2 separate regions of the Homo sapiens genome follow, and region 1 is linked to region 2. A link is a loop called in an ENCODE intact Hi-C map of the cell type or tissue named here. Cell type or tissue: Calu3. All regions are shown on one strand. Each heading gives the region's core, and the rest is flanking DNA. Links, peaks and the distances in the headings are about the cores only. Region 1 overlaps LPGAT1-AS1 (LPGAT1 antisense RNA 1). Region 2 has its middle 98 kb from the start of LPGAT1-AS1.

Region 1 (8,338 bases), core at 139-8,138, 87 kb before region 2:
CTACAGCCATGAGAAATCCCAAAGTGGGGCGGGGGAGGTTCTCCTGCTCTAAGTGCTATGAATCAAACAAAGCTATGGGCAAAAGAGTGATGCTAAAATGCTGCAGCTTAAAGTATGGGATTTAAAAAAACTTAGAACCATTCAAGTTATATTAATACATTGTTCAGTTTCTTAAGTTTTGGTAGTTTCAGTTACTCCATGTTATGCTGAACTGAATGGCATTATTTCGAAAAGCTGCCTACTCATAAACAGGCCTAATCATAAAAATCATCTAGGGTTCTTTTTAAACTCAGATATTAGTGTATATGAAGATCTACTAGAGAGTTTGCTAAAATGCAGATTCTGGGGTCCCATCTCAGAGATTCTGATCCCATAGGTCTGAAGTGAGATCCAGGGATCTTTTGCTTTAAAATGCATCTTCATGTGATCTGGGGCAGATAATCTGAGGATCTCCACAGCCTTGCTATTTACATCTGCCAACATTGGCATCACCTTGGATATTTTATTTTATTTATTTTTTATTTATTTATATTTAAGTTTATTTATTTATTGAGACAGGGTTTCACTCTGTTATCCAGTGGTGTACTGGAGTACAGTGGTGTGATCTCAGCTTACTGCAACCTCTGCCTCCTGGGCTCAGGTGATCCTCCCACCTCAGCCTCCCAAGTATCTGGGACAACAGACACACACACTACCATGCGTGGCTAATTGCATGTTTTTTGTTGTTGTTGTTTTTTGTTTTTTGTTTTTTGTTTTTTTGGTAGAGGCAGGGTTTTGCCCAAACTGATCTCAAACTCCTGGCCTCAAGCGATCTTCCTGCCTTGGCCTCTCAAAGTGCTGGGATTACAGGCATGAGCCACTGCACCCAGCCCCACCTAGGATATTTTAGAAATACAGAATCTCAGGCTCCACCCTGGATCTCCTGAATCAGAATCTGCATTTTAATAAGATTCCTAGGTGATCTGTATGCATATAAAGTTTGAGAAGTAGTGCCCTACAATATAGCAAATACCACCACATCGATTCAGAAATTGAAACCAAGTGAGAGCTCTAAGTGGATAACCTGGAACAATGGGGGCTTTCAACATGTACTTAATGGTGGAGTGTGATGGCTCCCACCTGTAATCCCAGCACTTTGAGAGGCCAAGAGTTTGAGAACAGCCTGAGCAACATAGCGAAATCCTGTCTCTACAAAAAATTAGCTCAGCATGGTGACATGCACCCGTAGTCCCAGATACTGGGGAGGCTGAAGCAGGAGAAGTGTTTGAGCCTAGGAGTTTGAGGTTGCGGTGAGCCATGATTGCACCACTGCAGTTCAGCCTGGGCAACAGAGGGAGAACCTGTCTCCAAAAACAATAAAATAAAATCAAACATGTACTTAATAAATATTCATTAGGTGCCTGTATTTTCACAAGAGAAGGGGAGAGGGACTACACAAGTCCCCTGGTGTAAACTAACACTGAAAAATCCTGAATAAAGCAGTGTTCCACATAAGAATTAAAGGAGTTAAGTAAGGCTATTTTATATATTAATCAGTAAGTATTTATTAGGTGCTTGCTATGTACCCACAACTTTGCTTTTTCCATTCTATTTGGGGGACAGAAAGCTAACATAGAGGAAACTTTTAGAGGATAACCTCCTCTAAAATGAGCTAATCAGTAAAGTGTGGGTAGAATTTATGTAGGTTGACAGGAAGCCCTCCCAAGTAGGAGAAAAAGCAAGGAGAGTAAAATAGAAAATGAGTTTGATATGTCTGGGAAACAGAGAGGTGAGTGGCCCATTGTGGCAATGGTTTAAAATGACTGAGAGGTGGAAAACTAGAACATTATGTAGGATGAAACTAAATTGTAGATAATTTTGAAAGTCATAAGTAGAACCTGCTCTAGCGTGTGTTTGGCAGATGCTGTTATTTCCCCTAATGTCCATTCTTTCTTTCTTCCTTATAGGAGGATTTTTTTTTTAAGCTCAGCCTATGGACAACAAAAGCATGGACTGTATTTCTCAGCATCTTTTGCAGTAAGATCTGATCATATGATTATAATCTGGCCAATGAAATATAAACAGAAGTGTCAGCTGTGACTTCTCTAGGGTATCCTTAGAGGATGAGGGACACATCTTCCTTTTTCCTGTTAACTAAATAGGGATGAGGAAACTGGAGCCCAGGTAGCCATTTTGGACCTGAAGGTGGAAGTCAAGCTAGGGAGAGCAAACAACACGTGTGTGGATCCCTGATGATCAGGTCATCCTAATCCTGAACTGCTTTCCTCTGGTCTCTTTAACAGGAGAGACCAGAGGAAAACCATGAGAGAGAGGTAATTTTCTATCCCACTTAAGCCACTATTGTACTTTGGACTTTCTTGTCATGTACAGCCAAGCCTAATTATAACTAATAAAACATGCAATTGAAAGACAAAAATGCAAGGGTTTATGCATCAGGTACCATTCTGGTTGCATCTCTTACAAACTCTATGTGGTAATGGATTAGTTACCTAATCTCTTTAAGCCTTTGTCTCCTCGCATGTAAAATAGGAAGAATGTCCCTCAAGGGTGATTGTGAGGTGCAAATTATATTAAATTTATAAAGTATTTAGCACAGTGCTGGTGCATAGTATACTCTTAATAAATGTACCTTTTCTAATTATATACAAGGGCAGATCAGCAGACCAGTATGGGACACAGTGATATCTGTGGAAATATACAGGGCATCCACATCTATAAGATTACCATGACACTAATGGGTATTATGATTTGGAAGGTGAATAGATTAGAGGCAGGGAAATGCTTCAGAAATCTCAAGTCTGACCTGTGACATTAGCAGTGGAACTGAAGTGGATATTTATTGAACCCCTTTTTATATGTGCCAGGCACATTCTAGGAGTCAAATCCACAGTGATAAACAAAACACACATGGTTCTTACACTCAAAGAGTTTACAGGCTGGTATGGGAGTCAGACATAAAACTACTAATGGAAAATTATAGAATGACAAACTGAGGCACGTGACCTGAGGGAAAGGAACAGAATATTCTGAGAGCTTGTACTAGAGGAACCTAATGTAGTGAATTGCAATTAAGCTGGGATGTGAAGGATGAACCTGAGTTAACTAAGAGAGGCAGAAAGTACATCCTCTGAAGGGAAATGAAGGGCAAAGGCCATGTGGTGAAAAAGATCACAATGAATTCTCAAAATTAAGATAAAACCAGTGCACCCACAGTGGTGAGTCCAAGGGGATCCTAGTCTGAGATGAGCTGGAGAGGTAGGCAAGAGATACACTCTATGGGGCCTCACAGACCATCATAAAGGGTTTTATTCCAAGGATGACTGGAAGGTGCTGGCAGGTTTTGAGCAGAATCCTGGGGTGCCCAACCATCCCAGTTTGCCTAGGACTGAGGGATGTGAGACTTTCAGTGCTAAAATTGGAACAGCCCCAGGCAAACCAAGGGATTGGTCACCCTCACAGTTATATGATCTGATTTTTTCCTAAATATTACATTTTGGCTGTCTTACAGAAAACTAGCTGTAGGAAGGAAGGAGTGCAATTGATAAGACAGTTAGGAGATTATTGCAGTATCCAGACAAGAGAGGATGGTAGCTTGGGCTAGGGTGATGACGGTGGAGTTGAGGGAAAAAGGATGGGCTTGAGAGAAATTTAGGGGTAAAATTGGCAGGTCATGGTGAGAGATGGAAATGCTGCTTCTAAGACTGCATGGATTAACTCAAGTACAAGAGTGAGATCTGGATTCAAATTCTACATAGGACTACTCTAATTTATTTACTCTTGAGCACTAAAACACTGGGGTCTATATAAGAGGATTTTTCTTTATCCAAAGTACAAGCATACCTCTGAGATAATGCAATTTTGGTTCCAAACCACTGCAATAAAGCGAGTGATAAAATATTTTTTGTTCCCAGTGCATATAAAAGCTATGTTTACATTACGCTGTAGTCTATTAAGTGTAAAGTAGCATTATGTCTAAAAAATTTTAAAATACTTTATTGTTGAAAAATGCTAACAGTTATGAGTCTTCAGCAAGCTGTAATTTTTTGCTGGTGAAGGGTCTTGCCTCCATGTTGATGGCTACTGGTTGATCACAGTGATGGTTGCTGGAGGTTGAGGTGCTGTGGCAATTTCTTAAAATAAGACAGCTATGAATTTTGCAGTATTGATTGACTCTTCCTTTCATGAAAGCTTTCTCTGTAGCATGCTATGCTGTTAGATAGCATTTTATTCGCAGTGGAATTTCTTTAAAAATTGGAGTCAGTCCTCTCAAACCCTGACGCTGCTTTATCAACTAAGTTATGTAATATTCTAAATCCTTTGTTGTCATCTTGACAATGTTCACAGCATCTTCACCAGGAGAAGTAGATTTCATCTCAAACAATTACTTTCTTTGCTCATCCATAAGAAGCAATTCCTCATCCAATCAAGTTTGATCATGAGATTGTGACAATTAAGTCACATCTTCAGGCTCCACTTTTCATTCTAGTTCTCTTGCTATTTCTACCATATCTGCAATGACTTCCTCCATTGAAGATTTAAATCCCTCAAAGTCATCCATGAGGGTTGGAATCAACTTCTTCCAAACTCTTGCTAATGTGGATATTTTGACCTCCTCCCATGAATCACATTCTTAATGGCATGTAGAATGGTGAATCCGTCCCAGAAGATTTTCGATTTACTTTTCCCTAATCCATCAGAGGAATCACTATCCATAGTAGATATAGCCTTATGAAATATATTTATCTTCAGTAATAGAAACTGAAAGTCAAAATTACTCCTTGATCCATGGGCTGCAGAATGGATACTTTGTTAGCAGGCAAGAAAACAACATTAATCTTCTTAAGGAAAGAAGCCATTTCCATAACATAAAGTGCAAAGTGAAGCAGCAAGTGCTGACGTAGAAACTCCATCTGATGGAACAAGAGCTCCATCAGAGCTCTTGGATGATCAGGTGCATTGTCAATGAACAGTAATATTTTGAAATGATTTTTTTTTCTGAGCAGTTAAGTCTCAACAGTGGGCTTAAAATATTTAGTAAGCTATGCTATAAATACATGCACTGTCATCCACGCTTTGTTGTCCCATTGATAGAGCACAGAAAGAGTCAATTTAGTGTAATTCTTAAGGGCTAGAATTTTCAGAATGGTAAATGAGCATTGGCTTCTGCCCAGTCATCAGTTACATTAGTCCCTAACAAGAGCCTTAGTCATCCTTTGAAGCTTTGAAGTCAGGCATTGACTTCTCTCTAGCTGTGAAAGTTCTAGATGGCATCTCCTCCCAATATAAATCTATTCTGTCGACATTGAAAATCTAGGGTGTAGTGTAGCCCCCTTCATCAATCATCTTAGCTAGATCTTCTGGATAACTTGCTACAGTTTCTACATCAGCACTTGCTGCTTCACTTTGCACTTTATGTTATGGAAATGGCTTCTTTCCTTAAACCTCATGAACCAACCTCTGCTAGCTTTCAACTTTTCTTTTGCAGCTTCCTCACCTGTCTCAGCCTTCATCAAATTAAAGAGTTAGGGCCTTGCTCTGGATTAGACTTTAGCTTAAGTAAATGTTGTGGCTGATTTGATCTATCTAGACCACAAACTTTCTCCCTATCTGCAGTAAGCCTGTTTTGCTTTCTTATTCATGTGTTTACTACAGTAGCACTTTTAATTTCCTTCAATAACTTTTTCTTTGCAGTCACAACCTGGGTAACTGGTGAAAAAGGCCTAGTTTTTGGCCTGTCTTGGCTTTCAACCTGCCTTCCTCACTAAGCTTCATTATGTCCAGCTTTTGATTTAAAGTGAAAAATGCAACTCTTCCTTTCACTTTCACTTAGAGGCCATTGTAGGTTAATTGGCCTAATTTCAATTTTGTTGTGCCTCAAGGAATAGGGAGGCTCAAGGAGAGGAAGAAAGATGGGAATGGCCAGTTGGTGGAAAGAACAGAACACACACATTTATCGATTAAGTTCACCCACCTTCTATGAGCAAGGTTCTTGGAACTCCAAAACAATTACAATAGTAACATCGAAGATCACTGATCACAGATCACCATTACAGATATAATAATAATGAAAAGGTTGAAAATATTGTGAGGATTCCCAAAATGTGACACAGAGACAAGAAGTGAGCACATGCTGTTGGAAAAAATGGCACTGTTAGACTTGCTTAACACAGCGTTGCCACAAACCTTCAATTTGTAAAGACTTGCTCAACACAGCGTGGCCACAAATCTTCAATTTGTAAAAAGCACAATATCTGCAAAGCACAATAAAGTGAAGTGCAATAAAACGAGGTATGCTCAAATAAACTATCTGGTCTGAGCCTTGGTTTCCGAAATCAAAGGCTATAAAGAAAAGTTATGTCTCTTTAACTTGCTGCCTTTAGGCATTTCAACCACCTCAGATCACTGTGTTCCCCAAGGAAATTGATCTTCTTTGTAGCCTAACAACCATACCTAACCCCACACAGATTCGCTATAAATGAAGCCAAGAAAATCTTTCACCTAGATATGCTCTAAAATGTTTTTTCCTCCTGCTAGTAAGTGTTCCAGTCGTTTCCATGAGCTACTTATCTAGGTTTATTGGTATGAGAACTGTGCTTCTGGCTGTACTTGCAAATATTCATTGGTTCTATCAGATTTCTAAACTCATGCACTAAACATAGTGAAGGAAATTATTGTTTACTTATGGTTGTCATTGTGGTTTTGTAATAACCTTAACATTCTTTGAATATTTTTCACCTTTTTAATAGGTATAACAGTGTATATGAGTGGACTGCAAAAAGTTCTTAGAAAAATGGAATTAAAAGATAAAAATAAAAAATATAAACTTTATTTCTCAACGTAAGCTCCATCACATTCAAGACACTTTTATCAGTGATGATGCCAGCCATTTTGTCCATCTCTAAAGAACTGAGGGTCCTGGGAACTTAACCATGTCAATGCAGTCTTTTTACTTTACTAACTGAAGAAAATGGGTGCCCTAAGATTGTTAAAGATTAGGAAACAAAAACAAGTCAGAAGGAGCCAAATCAGGACTGTAAGGTGGATGTCTAAAGATTTCCCATCAAGGCCGGGTGTGGTGGCTCACGCCTGTAATCCCAGCACTTTGGGAGGCTGAGGCAGGCAGATCACCTGGAGGTCAGGAGTTTGAGACCAGCCTCAACATGGAGAAACCCCGTCTCTACTAAAAATACAAAATTAGCCAGGCATGGTGGTGCATGCCTGTAATCCCAGCTACTCAGGGGCTGAGGCAGGAGAATTGCTTGAACCTGGGAGGTGGAGTTTGCGCTGAGCCGAGATCATGCCATTGCACTCCAGCCTGGGCAACAAGAGCGAAACTCCATCTCAAAAAAAAAAAAAAAAAAAAGATTTCCCGTCAAAACTCTCACAAAATTGCCCATGTTTGATGAGAGGAATGAGCGGAGGCATTGTTGTGGTGGAGAAGTACTCTCTGGTGAAGCTTTCCCAGGCATTTTTCTACTAAAGCTTTAGCTATCTCTAAACATTCTCATAATAAATAAATGTTGTCATTCTTTTGGCCCCCCAGGAAGTCAACAAGCAAAATGCATTGAGGATCCCAGGAAACTGTTGCCATGACCTTTACTCTTTTTTTTTTTTTTTTTTTTTTTTTTTCAGATGGAGTCTCACTCTGTCACCCAGGCTGGAGTGCAGTGGTGCGATCTCGGCTCACTGCAACCTCCGCCTCCAGGGTTCAAGCAATTCTCTGCCTCAACCTCCTGAGTAGCTGGGATTACAGGCGCCCACCAACACGCCTGGCTAATTTTTTTTTTTTTTTTTTTTTGGTAGAGACAGGGGTTTCACCATCTTGGCCAGGCTGGTCTTGAACTCCTGACCTCATGATCCACCCGCCTCAGCCTCCCAAAGTGCTGGGATTACAGGCGTGAGCCACCATGCCTGGCCTGACCTTTACTCTTGACCAGTCTGCTCTTGCCTTGACTGGACCACTTCAACCTCTTAGCAGCCATTGCTTTGATTGTGCTTTGTCTTCAAGGTCATACTAGTAAAGCTGTGTTTCATCTCCGGTTACAATTCTTCAAAGAAATCCTTCAGGATATTGATCCCACTTATTTAAAATTTCCATTGAAAGCTCTGCTCTTGTCTGCAACTGTTCTCAGCACAACAGTTCTGGCACCCATTGAGTGGCAAGTTTGCTCAACTTTATTTTTTTTTTGAGACGGAGTCTTGCTCTGTTGCCCAGACTGTAGTACAGTGGTGTGATCTCGGCTCACTGCAACCTCTGCCTCCCAAGTTCAAGCAATTCTCCTGTCTCAGCCTCCCCAGTAGCTGGGACTACAGGCACATACCACCACGCCCGGCTAAT
Region 2 (8,338 bases), core at 179-8,178:
AGGAGTGGTCAGAAACGGGTCACCAAGAAGGTCCCCAAGATGGTGAGCTTGGGGGAACGACAGAGCAACCCTAAGGAGTCCTTTGGCCACTGTTTAAGACTGAGTAGCCTCCCCGTTGGAAGGGCTTTTTATTTTTTTATTTGATTTATATTTTATTTTATTTTATTTTTGAGACATAGTCTCACTCTGTCACCCAGGCTGGAGTGCAGTAGTGTGATCTCAGCTCACTGCAACCTCCACCTCCCAGGTTCAAGCAACTCTCCTGCCTCAGCCCCCTAAGTAGCTGGTATTACAGGCTCATGCCACCAAGCCCAGCTAATTTTTTGTATTTTTAGTAGAAACGGGGATTTGCCATGTTGGCCAGGCTGGTCTCAAACTCCTGACCTCAAGTGATCCACCCACCTCAGCCTCCCAAAGGGCTGGTATTACAGGCATAAGCCACCGCACCCAACCGGAAAGAGCTTTTTATAGTGATTTACTGATCAGTGAATTTGTCACCTAAAAACACTCCAGAGGTGTGGGTGATGGTTTTGGTGAGATGGGGAGAGGTTCTGAGTCAAGAGCGGCAGTCTTATGCTTAGAGCAGTCAGGGCTGTTACTCCAGCGCCAGGTGTCCCCTGGCCACACCCTCCTGTCCTGCCCTCTCGGCTGCCTCACCCCAGAAGGCAGCTGTGTGGTGCTGACTGAGATGCGGCTGTGGATGCAGCTGAAGGCTGCCAACATTCAAATGCCTTCCCTGCTGGCTGCTCAGAAAGTGCCGGACAAAGGAGAGGGAGATGATACAGACACATTTCTTAGAAATCTGTAAACCTGTATTTGCCTGTGTGCTACACTAAATATTGTATACAATGAAGGGGGCCTTGCACTTTGAGGGGATTCCTCTCATGTTTCAGAATGTTAATGATAAGAAAATGTATTCTTACATTATTTTTCTATGCCTGTACTATATCTTGGAAAGTAAGCAATTGAGGTGATTTTTTTATACTGCAGACCCATTAAAAATAATTGAAATATATCTTTTGATTATTTTCTTCTGCTTATTTTTATTTATTTATTTATTTTTGAGACAAGATCTTGCTCTTTTACCCAGGCTGGAGTGCAGTGGTGCAATCTCGGTTTACTGCAGCCTTGATCTCCTGGGCTCAAGCAATCCTCCTGCCTCAGCCTCCTGAGGAGCTGGATTACAGGAGTGCACCACCACATCTGGCTAATTTTTCTTTTCTTTCTTTCTCTCTTTTTTTTTTTTTTGTAGGGACGGGGTCTCAGTATGCTGCTCAAGCTGGTCTCGTACTCCTAGGCTCAAGAGATCTCCCTTCCTTGGCCTCCCAAAGTGCTGGGATTACAGGCACGAACCACTGCACTGGGCCTATTTTCTTGACTGTGAGTAATACATGTACCATTTAGAAAGAATCACCTTATTAATATTGCTATAGACCTTCTTACTTATGTACCTTTACATGAAAATATATTGTGTTAAAAATAATTAGATCATACCATAACCATAATGTTTTGAAACTTTATTTTACTAAAAAATATATCATGAATGTAGTTCAATGACAGTCAACAGATGTACATCATCATCATCAATCTTAATATTACATAGTTTTCTATTTTATGGAGTAGTATAATTTGATCAGTTTCTATTTTAAGACTTTAGATGGTTTCTAATTTTTGTCTTAATAAACCACATTTGATAAATATATTTTTATAATACCTCTGCTTTCTTGTCTGATCACTGTTTTAGGAAAATTTCTTAGAAGTATAATCTTTACATGATTTTTCACTCATAGCCACTCTTTCATCTAGAAAAACTCTACCAATTTATACTCCACCCCACCCCCAACAGGAATGGCATAAAAGTCTATTTAAAATAATTTTAAATTTGTTTTTATTAAATATTAAATACATACAAATAATATTTCTAATGTGAAGGACGTAAAGAATACACAGATATTTATCTGTGAACCCACCATCTAGCTTCAGAGCTAGAATATCACCAGTCTCCTAGAAGCCCCCCTGTGCCTTCTCTGACCCCATCCCTGCACTCCTCCTCCTCAGAAGAAGAATCCACTTTCCTAAACTGTGTCTCTACCAGTTCCTTGCTTTTAGTTAGTTTTACCACATATGCTTGTATCCTTTAACAATATGTGCCTTAGTTCTGCATATTTTTCCTTTATAGAAATTAAATTGTACTTATGTATTCTTTTATAACTTGCTTTAAAAAATTTGTAAATGAAGTATGTCACACATTCAAATGCCTTCCCTGCTGGCAGCTCAGAAAGTGCTGGACAAAGGAGAAGGAGATGATACCAGACCCATTTCTTAGAAATCTGTAAACCTGTATTTGCCTGCGTGCTACACTAAATATTGTATACAATGAAGGGGGCCTTGCATTTTGAGGGGCTTCCTCTCATGTTTCAGAATGTTAATGATAAGAAAATGTATTCTTACATTATTTTTCTATGCCTCTAATATATCTTGGAAAGTAAGCAATTGAGGTGATTTTTCTTATACTGCAGACCTATTAAAAATAATTGAAATATATCTTTTGATTATTTTCGTTTAATTTTTTTAGAGAAGTGCATGTATATTAAGTTCAGCGTGGTGCATTTTCTGAGGGAGCACATGCCTAGATCAAGACACAAAACATTACTAGCACCCCAGAAACCCTTTTGACTCCCTCCCAGTTACTGTCTTTGTCTGAAAGGAACCACTATTCTGACTTCTAACACCATACAATTTATACAAATGGAATTAGAGTGACTGACTTCACACGCTCAACTTTATGTTCATGCCTCTTGCTATATGTAGCTACAATTCACTCATTTTTACCACTGTATAGTGTTCTATTATACAAATATATAATTTATATATCTATGTATCTATTGATGGATATTTGGGTTTCTTCCAGCATTTGCTCTTATAAACAGGGGTGTTCTAAGCATTCTCCTATGTGTCTTCTTATGCCCAGGTGCAAAGGTTTCTTTAGGAGAAACTAGGAATGGAACTGCAGGGTCATAGAATATAGTTATTGTTTGCTTTAGAACACGAACTCACCACTTACCACTCAATGTCATACATGAACTCACCACTTACCACTAAAAAAAAATTGGCCAATCTAATAGGTAAAAATTAAATTCATTGCTTAAATTTGCATTTTTAAATTATATTTATTTCACTATTACTTTTTTTTTTTTTTTAACTCCTGGACTTAAGCAATTCCTCCCATCTCAGCCTCCCGAGTAGCTGGGACTACAGGCAGGCCCACTGCTCATAGCTACATTATTACATTTTTTTTTTTAGCTGTTCATTGGTCATTTTTATTTTTTCTTTTGTGGATTCTTTGTGTTCTCAATTTCCCATGCTAGTTGCTGATCTTTTTCTTAATGATTTGTAAATGCCTTTATATATTAAGGATATTACTCTGATATCTATTATGAATGCTGCAAATATATTCCCTATAATTTATTCTATCTTAGAGTTTGGCTTATGATACTTTTTGCCATTTAATGTTTTATTTCTTTCCCCTGGGATGTGCAAACTCCAGAGAAATGGGGTCAGTGCTCCCCCATTTCAAGTTTTAAATTAAAATTTTTGTCCAATTAGTGCCATCATTCTTTTTTTCTTACAGGCTCTGCCCTTTCTGCTGTTGGAAGCAGGTTTAAACATGCTTTTCTACTCCAGGATGACGCATTTGTTAAGGTGACTTTTTATTTTTCATATTTACTGAGTAACTGGTTTTCCCAAGTTGCTGTCCAGAGATAGCAGTGGCTGGGTCAGGGTGTGACCTGCTATGCAGACTTTAGAAGCAGAAGTGATGATGCAGCTTCTGTTATCTGGAGATCTGTTTTCATCACACAGAGGATGATAAGTGAATTCACTTGTGTGCTAAGGCCAGTCCTTTGCTTCTTATGCAAAGGATGTGGAAATAATAGTCCTTTCTCCCTAGAACCCAGCAGGTAGGCTGGGCTCATTACAACAGGGAAATTTCACCAAAGCAAGAACACCTGAGGGACAAAACTGGCCTGCCAAGACCAACCAAATGAACTCTCCAGCAATTGCCTGGCATGGGCTCCCCTCCCACAGGGGTTGCTGATTGCTCAGGCTTTTATAATTCTTGAGCCCTGTTCCAAGGAGTTTTTGTGGTTTAAATCAATATGCTTCTGGGAATAAGTGCCCTTATTATTTCCTCGTTCACATTATTTGCTGTGCTCTTATAGCACCCTGACATAATATTCTTTGTGCTGCAGTACAATAACAGTCCTTTCAGGAATCTCTAACAGCTTTCTAATTAGGACCTACAACCTCACGACAGATGGAGAACATGAAGCCCAGAGACAGGGATGGTGAGGCTTCACCTTGGTCACAAAAGAGCCAAGCTTCAGGGCCTATGGGCTACACTGCTTATCTAGCAGTGATTGCAGAATTATAAGGCTGCTTCAGGGCATGGCAGGGAATGCTGGATCCTTTGCAGTAAGGCTTAGGGGCACCCGCTATTGAACTAGCCTCTGCCATTTCTAGCCACACCCAGGAATCGGTTGAGCAATAGCTCTTGTGTTTACAGCCACTTCTCAGTGGCAAGGCTCAGACCGGAAACTGCATGAAGGCTAGGTAATTTGACACTGAATTTTGCGTTAAATAGTTAAACTTTCTTGATTACCTACCATGTGCCAGCCACCATGTTGAGCACCAGGAAGGCAAAGATGAACTCCCAATCCCTCCCTTTGGATATTTACAGTCTAGAAGAGGAGACAGATCTGTGAGCAGAACATTATAAAGTTATCAGAAGCCGGGTGCTTTACTAGAGAGTAGAACAGAAGGCCAGTAGTACTCAGCCCCGGGGCCTTCAGTGTTCTTCCTGCTTCCTGGAAAGGAGGACTTTTGACTTGGGTAAATCATAGGAGATGGGCTGGAGCTTGCTGGGCAGAGTTGGGAGAGAAGTGCGTTGCATGCTGAGAGCCAAGCACCGACAAAGGCCCAGAGACGTGCAATGTACTGGGGTTCAGGGAGCAATGAGAAAGTCAGCATGTCCAAAGTGGCCATGGTCATCCCACTGTTCTTTCTCTTGTCTATTATTACAACAAAAATCTCTCTGTCTATGCTCAATATTTTATTTCGGATGTTGAAAAGGCTGAACATTGTTTTTGTCTTTGCCTTGTTGCTTTAACCCTTCATTTCTCCTCAGGGACTTGTGGGTGCCTCTGAGGAGGGAAAGGTCACGTATCTTTCCTGAAAAAAAAGCACAAAGATGAATATCTCACTGCAGTATGAGGACACAAGGTGGGGCAGTTCAGGGAATTTGGGGCAGGAACCCAGCTGGGCTTTCTTTTACCATCTTTACAGCAGAAAACATGGCCTTGGAAAGCTTCCAAGGTTACCTGTCCAGATCCAGTCATCCAGAGGGAGGTCCTGTGGTTCAAAGCTTGTTGCAGAATCCATAGATGAAAACACATGGCAGGTAGGGGTGTGAGGGGAAAACACGAGCTGGCAAGCAACCTAACACACGGCCCACGTAGGAGCAGAAGCCTCAGATTTGAGCTTTAGGAATTGGGTTCACAGCTGGCTCTGGAATCAGGCTGGACTGCAGTGGTGGGAAACCAAAGGCCACCTCTGGCTTCCTTTCTTTGCCTTTTTTTTTTTTTTTTGAAATGGAGTCTTGCTCTGTCACCCAAGCTGGAGTGCAATGGCGCCATCTCAGCTCACTGTAGCCTCCACCTCCCAGGTCCAAATGATTCTCCTGCCTCAGCCTCCCGAATAGCTGGGATTACAGGCACGTACCACCATGCCCGGCTAATTTTGTATTTTTAGTAGAGATGGGGTTTCACCATGTTGGCCAGGCTGGTCTCAAACTCCCGACCTCAAATGATCTGCCCACCTCAGCCTCCCAAAGTGCTGAGATTATAGATGTGAGCCACTGTGCCCAGCCTCTTTGTCTTTGTTTTCCCTGGTGTCTTCCTTGCTCACTCCACCTTCCACAGGGTCTTCCAGGTTTCATATACCTCCTTAGTCAACACAAATAATGTGTGTCCTGCTCAAGTCTCCCTCAGTGCCACTTGGACACCTCAGCTAGACCTTGGCACCACGGACACTCACTGAGTACCCTGACATAGGTGACAACATCTGGGAGCTTCCTGGGGGCAGGGACTCTGTCCCTGCTACACATATACATGATGATTTGCACATAGTAGATAGTCTAGGAAAAAGAAGGGCCAGGAGGGAGGAAAGATGGACAGGGAAGAACCTAGCTGGAAACTGAAACCCCAGCCATCCAAAGCAACAACATATTCTAAATTCTGACCAAGAGGAGGCTGCTGCTGGAGGAGGGTGAGAATGACTAGGAGGAAAGAGATAGATAAGTACTCTTAAAAAAAATTAAAAAAATTAAAACTTTCTTGCAAGTTTTAGTCACTGCCCACTCCCTCCTACCTCAGCCCTCAGTTCAGAGCCTCAGCTGCACTTGAGGCCCACGGTGAGCCTCTGTGATACTAGCAGGCCCTGCTCCAGCCTCTCCACTGCTCAGAGCTCAGACAGCTTGCCTCTCTGCCTCAGTCTCCGAGGCGAACACTGGGGATGGCCAGCAGGCAGATCAGCCAGGATTGCTTCAAGCCAGGGTGAGAACCAGGGCTGGAGGCCAGAATAGCCAGGGAGCTGATGGGAGGCATGGGGCAGTGGAGGGAGCTGGCTGCTCCTGGCAGGACATGGTAACATTAGCCTCCATTTGTCTACAGTGCCTCCGACCCCAGGGCCATGCAGCTAGACTGCTTCACACAGATGGATTGGGATACGGGCTATGGAGGAATACTGAGTATTGTGTCTGGCTAGAAATCAGGACATGGAAGGACGAACAGGTTTTTCACGGATGGAGGGAAGAGTGTTCAGACAGAGGGAAAATATGAGCAAAGCCACAAAGGTAAGATAGTGCAAACTGAGCTCATGGAATGCCCAGGGTGCCAGTTTTACTGCGGGCTGGGATACACACAGAGGGCCGTAGAAAAGAGAGGTCTGGGCCGGGTGCAGTGGCTCACGCCTGTAATCCCAGCACTTTGGGAGGCCGAGGCGGGCAGATCACGAGGTCAGGAGATCGAGACCATCCTGGCTAACACGGTGAAACCCCGTCTCTACTAAAAATACAAAAAATTAGCCGGGCGTGGTGGCAGGCGCCTGTAGTCCCAGCTACTCGGGAGGCTGAGGCAGGAGAATGGCATGAACCCGGGAGGCGGAGCTTGCGGTGAGCCGAGACTGCGCCACTGCACTCCAGCCTGGGCGACAGAGCGAGACTCCGTCTCAAAAAAAAAAAAAGAAAAGAGAGGTCTGGCTGCTAGGCCTGTGTCTAATTGTGGAGGATCTTCAATGATATATTGAAGAATGTGCACTGTATTGGGAACCCAGTTTTGTTTTTTTTTTTTTAACAAGAAGAGTGAATTGCAGCTGGCGCGGGGGCTCACATATGTAATCCCAGCACTTTGGGAGGCCAAGGTGGGTGGATTGCTTGAGCCCAAAAGTTTGAGACCAGCCTGGGCAACGTGGTGAAACCCCGCCTCTACAAAAAAATACAAAAAATTAGCCCGATGTGGTGGCACGCGCCTGTAATCCCAGCTACCCAGGAAGCTGAGGTGGGGGATCCCTTGAACCCAGGAGGTCAGGGCTGCAGTGAGCTGTGATCGTGCCACTGCACTCCAGCCTGGGCAACAGAGTAAGACTCTGTCTAGATTTAAAAAAAAAAAAAAAGAAGAATGAATTGGGAAGCAATGGTAAGAAAGGTTCACTCAGAGGAGACTGAAACTAGCAGCAAGGAAATTAGGAAGTGAAAGCAATATTCCAGGAAGACATAATGAGGTTGTGAACTAGGATGATGGTAGTGGGAAAAGAAAGAAAGCACGTTGTGAAGAACAGCACCCCGTTCCCCAAAAGTAGGACAGCTCCTCTCCCTGCATGAACACCTATCTCACAGAAACATGCAGACACACACACTTAGGAGGTGAGAGAAAACACAGCCTCTTCACCGTCACTCTCTTCTCAGCTGTCAACCCCAGCCCTCCCCAACTCCACCCCCACTCCACCCCCACCACTTCTCTGTGCACCCTTCTCCTGTTCCCTCCATCCCATTCTGGGCAATGGCTGGAGGCATCCGCTCTAAGGACAGAAAGAGTCACACGAAGGTTATTTATATCTGCGGCTGCACTGCCTGAGCCCTTAGTCTCGAAGGCATGTGTTTGGTGGGGAGCTGGGCCACAACGCATCTCCCAGGCAAAGCCCTCCTGCTGGGAAGTCTGCAGCTGTGGCCTCCATGAAATCTTGCTGATAAAATAGGGCCAAGAGGTCATAGAGTCCATTCCTC

What was found. A loop is a pair of places that touch in the nucleus more often than their neighbours do. Peaks named below come from ENCODE experiments on the same cell type or tissue, not always from the same donor. Only the 100,000 strongest peaks of a DNase experiment are listed, where the experiment ranks them.
Region 1: it touches region 2 in a loop (2.0-fold over the local background); 15 of 110 quality-filtered maps call a loop at or near these places.

What each region holds. Positions count from the first base shown.
Region 1 is chr1:211,837,518-211,845,855 of GRCh38, forward strand. It overlaps LPGAT1-AS1 (LPGAT1 antisense RNA 1), which reads left to right. Exons shown (of 6, transcript NR_135820.1): 3 at 1,947-2,016. Among named protein-coding and RNA genes, the nearest start is that of LPGAT1-AS1, 11 kb to the left of the region's middle. In Calu3, for the core only: no CTCF peak of the experiment used is centred there; no DNase peak of the experiment used is centred there.
Region 2 is chr1:211,924,632-211,932,969 of GRCh38, forward strand. No RefSeq gene overlaps it. Among named protein-coding and RNA genes, the nearest start is that of LPGAT1-AS1, 98 kb to the left of the region's middle. RefSeq lists an enhancer at 3,711-4,212. In Calu3, for the core only: no CTCF peak of the experiment used is centred there; DNase peaks (open chromatin) are centred at 640, 4,040 and 4,530.